2 separate regions of the Homo sapiens genome follow, and region 2 is linked to region 1. Evidence: chromatin loops called from intact Hi-C (ENCODE). Cell type or tissue: heart right ventricle. All regions are shown on one strand.

What was found. Hi-C counts contacts between places; a loop is a spot of excess contacts. Peaks named below come from ENCODE experiments on the same cell type or tissue, not always from the same donor. Only the 100,000 strongest peaks of a DNase experiment are listed, where the experiment ranks them.
Region 2: it touches region 1 in a loop (2.1-fold over the local background); 13 of 110 quality-filtered maps call a loop at or near these places.

What each region holds. Positions count from the first base shown.
Region 1 is chr3:4,582,608-4,586,607 of GRCh38, reverse strand. All of the region lies in intron 4 of ITPR1 (inositol 1,4,5-trisphosphate receptor type 1), which reads right to left. It overlaps LOC105376933 (a long non-coding RNA gene), which reads left to right and starts at 2,390. Exons shown (of 2, transcript XR_007095798.1): 1 at 2,390-3,037; 2 at 3,684-4,000. In heart right ventricle, a CTCF peak has its summit at 1,953; DNase peaks (open chromatin) are centred at 1,950 and 2,866; H3K4me3 peaks cover 2,086 bases; H3K27ac peaks cover 2,710 bases.
Region 2 is chr3:4,531,684-4,535,683 of GRCh38, reverse strand. The region is part of intron 4 of ITPR1 (inositol 1,4,5-trisphosphate receptor type 1); the gene reads right to left. Among named protein-coding and RNA genes, the nearest start is that of ITPR1, 40 kb to the right of the region's middle. RefSeq lists an enhancer at 1,585-1,879. In heart right ventricle, no CTCF peak of the experiment used is centred here; a DNase peak (open chromatin) is centred at 1,701; H3K27ac peaks cover 3,645 bases.

The DNA of each region.
Region 1 (4,000 bases):
AGCCAGGGAGGTCAAAGCTGCAGGGAGCCATGATCGTGCCACTACACTCCAGCCTGGGTGACAGAGCAAGACCTTGTCTCAAAAAAAAAAAAAAAAAAAAGCACTCAAGGCTACTTGCCGCCAGACAGTGACTTAAATAGCAGTAAGAAGCAGCATAGCAAAGCAGTTAGGCCGTTTCTAGAGTCAGACTACCAGGGTTAACACTTCTAGCTAACCATGTTGCTGTGGGCATGTTAATCCTCTAAGCCTCAGTTTTCCTCAATAGTAAACCAAGGATATGACTAGCACCAGCCTCATGGTGTTGCTGTATGGTAGAAACGGGTAAAGCTTTCAGAACAGAACAGGTGCAACAAAAGTATTAAAAGTGCATGTTACCATGTATGTTTATTGCGGCACTATTCACAATAGCAAAGACTTGGAACCAACTCAAATGTCCATCAGTGATAGACTGGATTAAGAAAATGTGGCACATATACACCATGGAATACTATGCAGCCATAAAAAGATGAGTTCATGTCCTTTGTAGGGATATGGATGAAGCTGGAAACCATCATTCTCAGCAAACTATCACAAGGACAGAAAACCAAACACTACATGTTCTCACTCATAAGTGGGAATTGAACAATGAGAACACATGGACACAAGGAGGGGATCATCACATGCTGGGGCCTGTAGGGGGCTGGGGGGCTAGGGGAGGGGTAACATTAGGAGAAATATCTAATGAAGGTAACAGGTTGATGGGTGCAGCAAGCCACCATGGCACGTGAATACCTATGTAACAAAACTGCACGTTCTGCACATGTAACCCAGAACTTAAAGTATAATATAAAAGAAAAAAGAATTACACAGTTAAAAAAAAAAGTGCATGTTAGGCTGGGTGCGGTGGCTCATGCCTGTAATCCTAGCACTTTGGGAGGCTGAGGCAGGTAGATCACTTGAGGTCAGGAGTTCGAGACCAGCCTGGCCAACATGCTGAAATGCCGTCTCTACTAAAAATACAAAAATTAGCCGGGCGTGGTGGTGCACACCTGTAATCCTAGCTACTTGGGAGGCTGAGACAGGAGAACTGCTTGAACCTGGGAGGTGGAGTTTGCAGTGAGCTGGGATCGTACCACTGCACTCCAGCCTGGGTGACAGAGTGAGACTCTGTCTCAAAATAAATAAATAAGATAAAAAATAAAAGTGCATGTTAGTAGTAGTAGTAATCATAATTAGTATGACAAAGAGTTTTGTGTACCAGGACTGATAAGGACAGGTAACTAAATCCAACTGAGAGACAGAACTCTCTAGTGCAGAATGACTTAAGGCAGTTAAATCAAAACATTCTGTATATTCTATATAGAGAGGTAATTGGTTGGGTTTCTATGCTTGGCCCAGCATTAGGCAAATAGGTTCATAACATACCTAGCATATTGCTTTGAATTTTCACAAATTTGCTAGCTATTTTCTAAAAGGAAACAAATACCCAGAAGAGTATAGGACTGAACTGAGTATCAAGATGACAACACAACTGCCCGGGCAGGGAACAGCCGCACACAGTTAGGACCCTCGGAGGGTGGGTCTCACCAGCTCTCACTGACGTGGGTAGACCAGTAATACACTCTGACAGTGGGCAAGTCAGTTTTCATTCTGGTGTTTCACATTCAAAAGCTACCCTTCTGTTTTTCTCCTTTACTCCCTCCACCCAGTCGATTTCTAGATGTCTTGTATTTGCCTCTTCATTTGCTTCATTTTGTCTCTTCATTTGCTTCATCTCCTATGATGGGGACAGTCCCTTAACTTCACACCTACACTCCAGAAATGAACTGCAGGGCAAGGGAGATGAACGGGGGTCTTTCTGTGACAGGCAGGGCTGGAAGGGAGAAGCAAAGCCAAAGACAAAAAAAGCCTCCACCAACAGGTTCTTGAAAATGAAAGTGAGTTCCGGAGCTTCACTAATTCTCCCACTGAGTGGCAGCCTCCGCATTCTGGGAGGGAAAAACGTTTCCTTCGGCCCCCTCCCTCCAAACTCTTAATAAATTCAACTTCCTTTCACAAAAAAAAAAAAACCCACTAACTCTCTGGGCAAAGAGAGAAGGATTCACTTACATCAACCTCACTTCCTCTCCTCTCCTCTCCTCCCCGCTTCCCCGTTCCCACCTTTCATCAGAAAGAATATAACTATCTTTCTGAGGACTGGGGGGCCTGTAAACTTCGTTTTTAGGCTAAGACACAAAACGAATATAAGCTCCAAGGAATAAGCCACATCTTCTCATCTCTTTAAAACTTAGGCTAATTATTTTTACAACAATGCTACTTAGGAACCAGAGAAGGATAAGTTGTCAGGATTCTGGATTCCAGTTGGTTTGGGGGACAAGAAGGGGGTGAGGTGGGTGCTGAGAACATGACTTCATACATAATGAACATGAGAAGAATAAGTTTCCCTATAAACAACATCAGAGGAGGTACTGAAGATAATAATAAACTGTGAGCTTCATTAAAACTTAGGATGTGCAAATTTAACGTGAGCAAAATTATGTGTTTCTTATAAGGGATAGGAAAAAGCCCCCAAAGAGATAGAAAGAATGCAGAAATGAAAAGGATAATTGGGGAAAAGGCAATCTAAATACCAAGACCCTGGGAAAAGCGAGAAAGCCATGCCCATTCCAGGCCCTTGGACGAAGCAAAAAAGCCAGCATCTTTTGTGAGTACCTAGTTTCAAAGGGAAGTTTACATTGAACTATGTATCTGATGTGTAAACATCTCATTAGTGAGGGGTACATCACCACCAGCCATGGGTGGTGAGAATTCTTCAGGGTACCCCCATCCTGCAACTGCCCCAGTTCAAATCAGATACCCCAGAGCTGCAACCAAGCTCAAGTTCCCAGCGCAGAACTAGATGGAAGTGGGAAATAGTCCTTGAAACTGGTGAAACAGCCCTTTCCAGGAATAACGAACCCCGCAGCTTTACCAAATAAGGCAAGTGAAAGCTAAAAGCCAAGGAGGAACAGGCTCAAGCTGTATCTTTCCTAAAACTAGCCAGCTGGATGATAGAAATGTGAGTATCTCAATTCCACTAGCCTGGATTGCACAGGGGAAGAGAAAATGCTGAGAAACTACAAACGGAAAAACATTTTGCCAAGGAGAGGCCTGTAACGCACTCATCCCAGCCCCTGCAACAACCTTCAGGAAGTTTCAAACCCACGAAGCTGCTAAACATTCCCTGTGAAACACATAACACAAACTGGAACGGGTGTCCATGCTATGATTAGTGAGAAAAAAAAAAGTTAGTGAAAAAACGCTAACTTTTTTTTCCCAAGTCTACATTTGTAGAGTTTTAGAGCATGAAGTTCAGATATAACATGGATATTATCATAAAGTGACACAATGAATTTCCATTTTTGAAACTGAAAATATTTATGAGACCACTTCCATTTAAACGTTTATTTAGCTGTATTTTTTTGCTTCCAAAGAAGGTCCAAATCCAATTTCCTGTTGTAGCAGATCTCCCTTATAGGAGAAATGGCTTGATTTTTTAGAAATCTTCTTCTTCTCCTATATGCCAAGAGTTTGTACATGCTGAGAAAATTTTAAATAAATATTGGAGAGGAAGATTGCTAAAGTAAAGGCTGGTGGGTGAAAAGAAAGAAAGAAGGAAAATCTGCCTAGGGTTCTGATTTAGATTTCACCACTGTCTTCTTCAGGTCTCAGACAACGTGCCACCAGCCCAAAGAGCACAGACATACTAAAGCAGAGGCAGCAGCTTCCCTGAAGCACGCACAGAGCTGGAAGAAGGAGAACACATTCCATACATTTTTCTAGAAAGTCTAGTATTGCTTTCACTTCCCTTGAGTCATTTAGGTTTCTGAAAGCTAATCATCTCCCAGAAAAAATCTAACAGATGGTAAGACACTTTCACAGCCATAAAGAGATGTATACAAAGGGTTAAGAGGCTTAGAAAGAATACGTTGTCCAGTCAATTGCTAGTCTGTTCCAGAATGAATCCTCTCTATCCACTTCC
Region 2 (4,000 bases), 51 kb after region 1:
CACAAGGTCAGGAGATTGAGACCATCCTGGCTAACACAGTGAAACCCCGTCTCTACTAAATATACAAAAAAAAATTAGCCGGGCGTGGTGGCAGGCACCTGTAGTCCCAGCTACTCGGGAGGCTGAGGCAGGAGAATGGTGTGAACCCAGGAGGCGGAGCTTGGAGTGAGCCGAGATTGCGCCACTGCACTCCAGCCTGGGCAACAGAGCAAGACTCCGTCTCAAAAAAAAAAAAAAAAAATTAAAAAAAAAAAAAAGAAAATAATTTTCCTTCACATAAAGTCATCTAGCAGATCACCAACAAGTGTCCTTATCAGAATCCTAGCCCAACATCATTTTCACATCTTGCCTTGTTAGTTTGTACCCTGTAGGGGACAACTGGAAATAATGCTGAATGTTTTATTTTGCTCTCTCAGCAAGCTGTATAAATTCATTCCTGACAGATCTGAAAATAAAACCAATACTAACATTTTTAAAAGAAGTAAAGTTCTTGTAGCTTGCAAGAGACCAGTAAAGGAGCACTGTGGGTTTCCTCCCTCCCCCCGCCCAGATCAAGGGACTGCATTCCCCTGGGCTTTTATATCCTTGTATAATATTTAATTAAATACTCTGTTCCTACTGGTTTATGTACTAGAGAACACTAATTTTAGAAAACCGATTAGCTGGTTCTTTCTAACTGTATGTTATTGTAGCTAAGGTCAAATTTTTCACTGAAACTATGGTAACAAAACCCCGTATTCTTTGTCGACAAGACCGAAGCAAAGTTCTCAAGTGATAGTCCTTCACTTGATTGCTAAACCTAAGTTGGGTTATTCTATTTCCTACCTTTACCTCAAATGCCACGATTCTGGGAATGGTTATAGGGGGAGGAGAGGACCTTAGTCACAGAAATTTGCTAGCATAAGTCCAAGCGAGCTTATATATAAGTGTCATCACTGATAACATTTTTAGACACATATAATTTTAGCAGCACAAAACATCCAGACATTTCAGAAGCACCCAAATTGGAACTCAAATGTACCCGGAAAAATACCAGACGAAGAAAGGAACTTTTAAATCTCAGTTAGAGGAATAATTGCCCAACTTATTTTCTCAATTATTGCAACTGCTCAAGTTGGAGTTTTTCTACACTGACCTCCAGCTATTGTTTTGGAAAGGAAAACACGTGGGTTCTTTGAAAAGATGTATTCTTTTCTTCACACCTATAGCCCCTCTCCACTTATCTCTCCCAAATCAGTGCCAATGAGAATAAGCACAATTTTTGCCTCCTGTAAGAGCCAGGCTGACCACTCACCTTGGGGAGAGATGCCTCCACCTTGGCCAATAATATAGAAGTAGCCGCCACCGGGGGAGCTAAACAATGGGTACACATGGACATAATAGAGGGGAATAATAAACACTGGAGGTTCCAAAAGGTGTGGGGGTGGTACGGGTTGAAAAATTACCCATTGGGTACAATGTTCACTACCGGGGCCATGGGTACACTAAAAGACCAAAGTTCACCACTACACAATACATCCAAGTAACAAAACTGCACTTGTATCCCCTAAATCTATTAAAAGAGAAAAAGAAGTAGCCTCTGGACATTCCTTCTGCAAATGCAACTGTCCTCAAAGCCCGGGAGAGAATGCCACTTGGCAGGCTGGCTGGCAGAAACCTCTCTAAACATGCAAGGAGCACGTTGGGGGCAGGGAAGGGCAGCTTTTGGGAAAGAGCAGATTGGCAATAACTTCCTCCTGTCTGTCAAGAGTCACTGGAATGCCTGCTGTTTGGGGTAAGATAAACACAACTTCCTCTCTGGCTAGGCTTGTAATTCTATACAGAAGGCAGGATTACCATCTCGAGCAAACGACCCGTCAGTAACTGAGGCTCTGATCAAGGCTCGTGCGAGGAGAGAAAAGCCCTGATGGCTTCTTTTCTAATAGCCCCAAGCTCTGTCATAGCTGGTTACCAGGCCCACTCAATAAAATCTAAAAAATTCAGGAAGGCTAAAGTCTGCCTGGCTATGGATTCCTTTGTATACTCCACTGGCTGAGTTTTTAAAACGGACATATCGATGTTTTACAAGATGGCAAAGGCCATGTTTGAGCTTCCTAAGAGATGTCCCGAAAGCTGCTAATTGCAAATTCAGTCACAATAGCCACTCTTCACTGAGTGCTGAGGCTGTATTGCAGGTATTTACTGTGTTACACATGCACCAAATCATCCTCACACAAGCCTATCAGCTCCACAGTGTTATTCACCATGGCAGCCAGGTGGGGAAACTAAGGCATAGACAGGTTAAATGACTTGCCTGTGGTCATATAACTAGTAAGAGCAGGGCAGGGACTTGAACCCATGACTGACTCCAGAGCCTGTGCTCCTAACCACCACGCTGTAGTGTCTCCCCAGGACATCTTACCCACTCATTATGACCGGATTCGGCAAGCCTTGACTTAGAAAGCTATTGTTTTTTTCTATTTGTTCATTTTTTCAAACATTCAATAATGCCATCTTTCCACTAATGTTCTCTTACCAATTGGATTGAACCCATTCAGTTTCCAGAGAGTTTCTTGTCTACAGTGCATCTGTGCTCTCCCCAGCTGTTTATTGACCCAACGCTCCCAACCATAGGGCTTCCACAGGAAGCAAAAACAGAAAGAACAGCTGGGTCCTTCGGTGGGAAAACACACACAGTCAAATGGAATCATCCATCTAACCTCTGTCCCAGAGCAGAAATTCCCTCTGCAAAATCCCCGACAGATGGTCAGCCCTCTTTGAATCGGGGGAAACTCAGTAATTTGAAGCAGGCCTCTTCTTTGAGTAACTGCTCAGCACTAATAGTCAGAATTAAGTTCTTTTAAGCCTCATATTCTACCTCTGGGCACTTTGATCCACTAGCCCTCATTCTCTATTGCTCTGGGCTCAGAACATCTGTCTTCTATAGGACAGCCATAAAATAAGGGAAGATAACAGTCAGTGGCTCCCGAGAGCCTTGCAGGAGCATGACAACTTGTTAGAAATGTAGAATCTCGGCAGGGTGCCGTGGCTCATGCCTGTAATCCCGATACTTTTGGAGGACAAAGTGGGAGGATCAGTTGAGCCCAGGAGTTTAAGACCAGCCTGGGCAACGTGGCGAAACCCCGTCTCTACAAAAAATACAAAAATTAGCTGGGTGTGGTGACACACGCCTGTAATCCCAGCTACTCAGGATTAGGAGGCTGAGGGGGGAAGATCACTTAAGCCTGGGAAGTCAAGGCTGCGGTGGGCCTTGATTGCATCACTGCTCTCCAGCCTGAGCTACAGAGCAAGACCCTATCTCAAAAAATAAAAATAAAATAAATAAAAAAGAAATGTAGAATCTCAGGTCTCACTTCAGACTACCTAATTAGAATCTACACTTTAACAAGATTCCAGGTGGTTCCTATACGCAGTCAGATCTCAGAAGCAATGCCTTAGAGGTCTCTCTTCATTCATTCCACAAACATTTTAGTTCCTAATATAGTCCAGAACCTGTGCAAAGCCTTAGGGAGACAGGCATGGTTTCTGTCCTCACAGTTAATGCAATAGGGGGGAAGGGCTAAGTCAAAACCATCAAGTTAAAAGTCAAAACCAAAAATTAGCAGTGTTATGGCATTTAATATGGACCAGGTAGTCCCGTAAGTGCTTTACACAGATTAACTCATTTAATCCTCATGAAAACCCTGTGAGGTATACATAATAATTTCCCCATTTTCCAGATGAGAAAGTGGAGGCATTGCCAGGTTAAGTAATACATCTGAGATGACATGACCAGTCAAAAGCAGGGCTGAGAGCCAAACCCACAGGGTCTGGCTTCAGAGTCTGTGCAAAAGGAGCAGCTGCTTGCCTGCACACAAAGGTTCAGTAAAGGTGCCCCAGAGGAGATGCCTGAGATTTGAAGGTTGAGTGGGCATTAGAAAGACTGGGGGGTCCAGGAAGGAACAACAGAGATAGGGAGATCATTTCAGGCAGAAGAAACAGGACATGCAAAGTCCCAGAG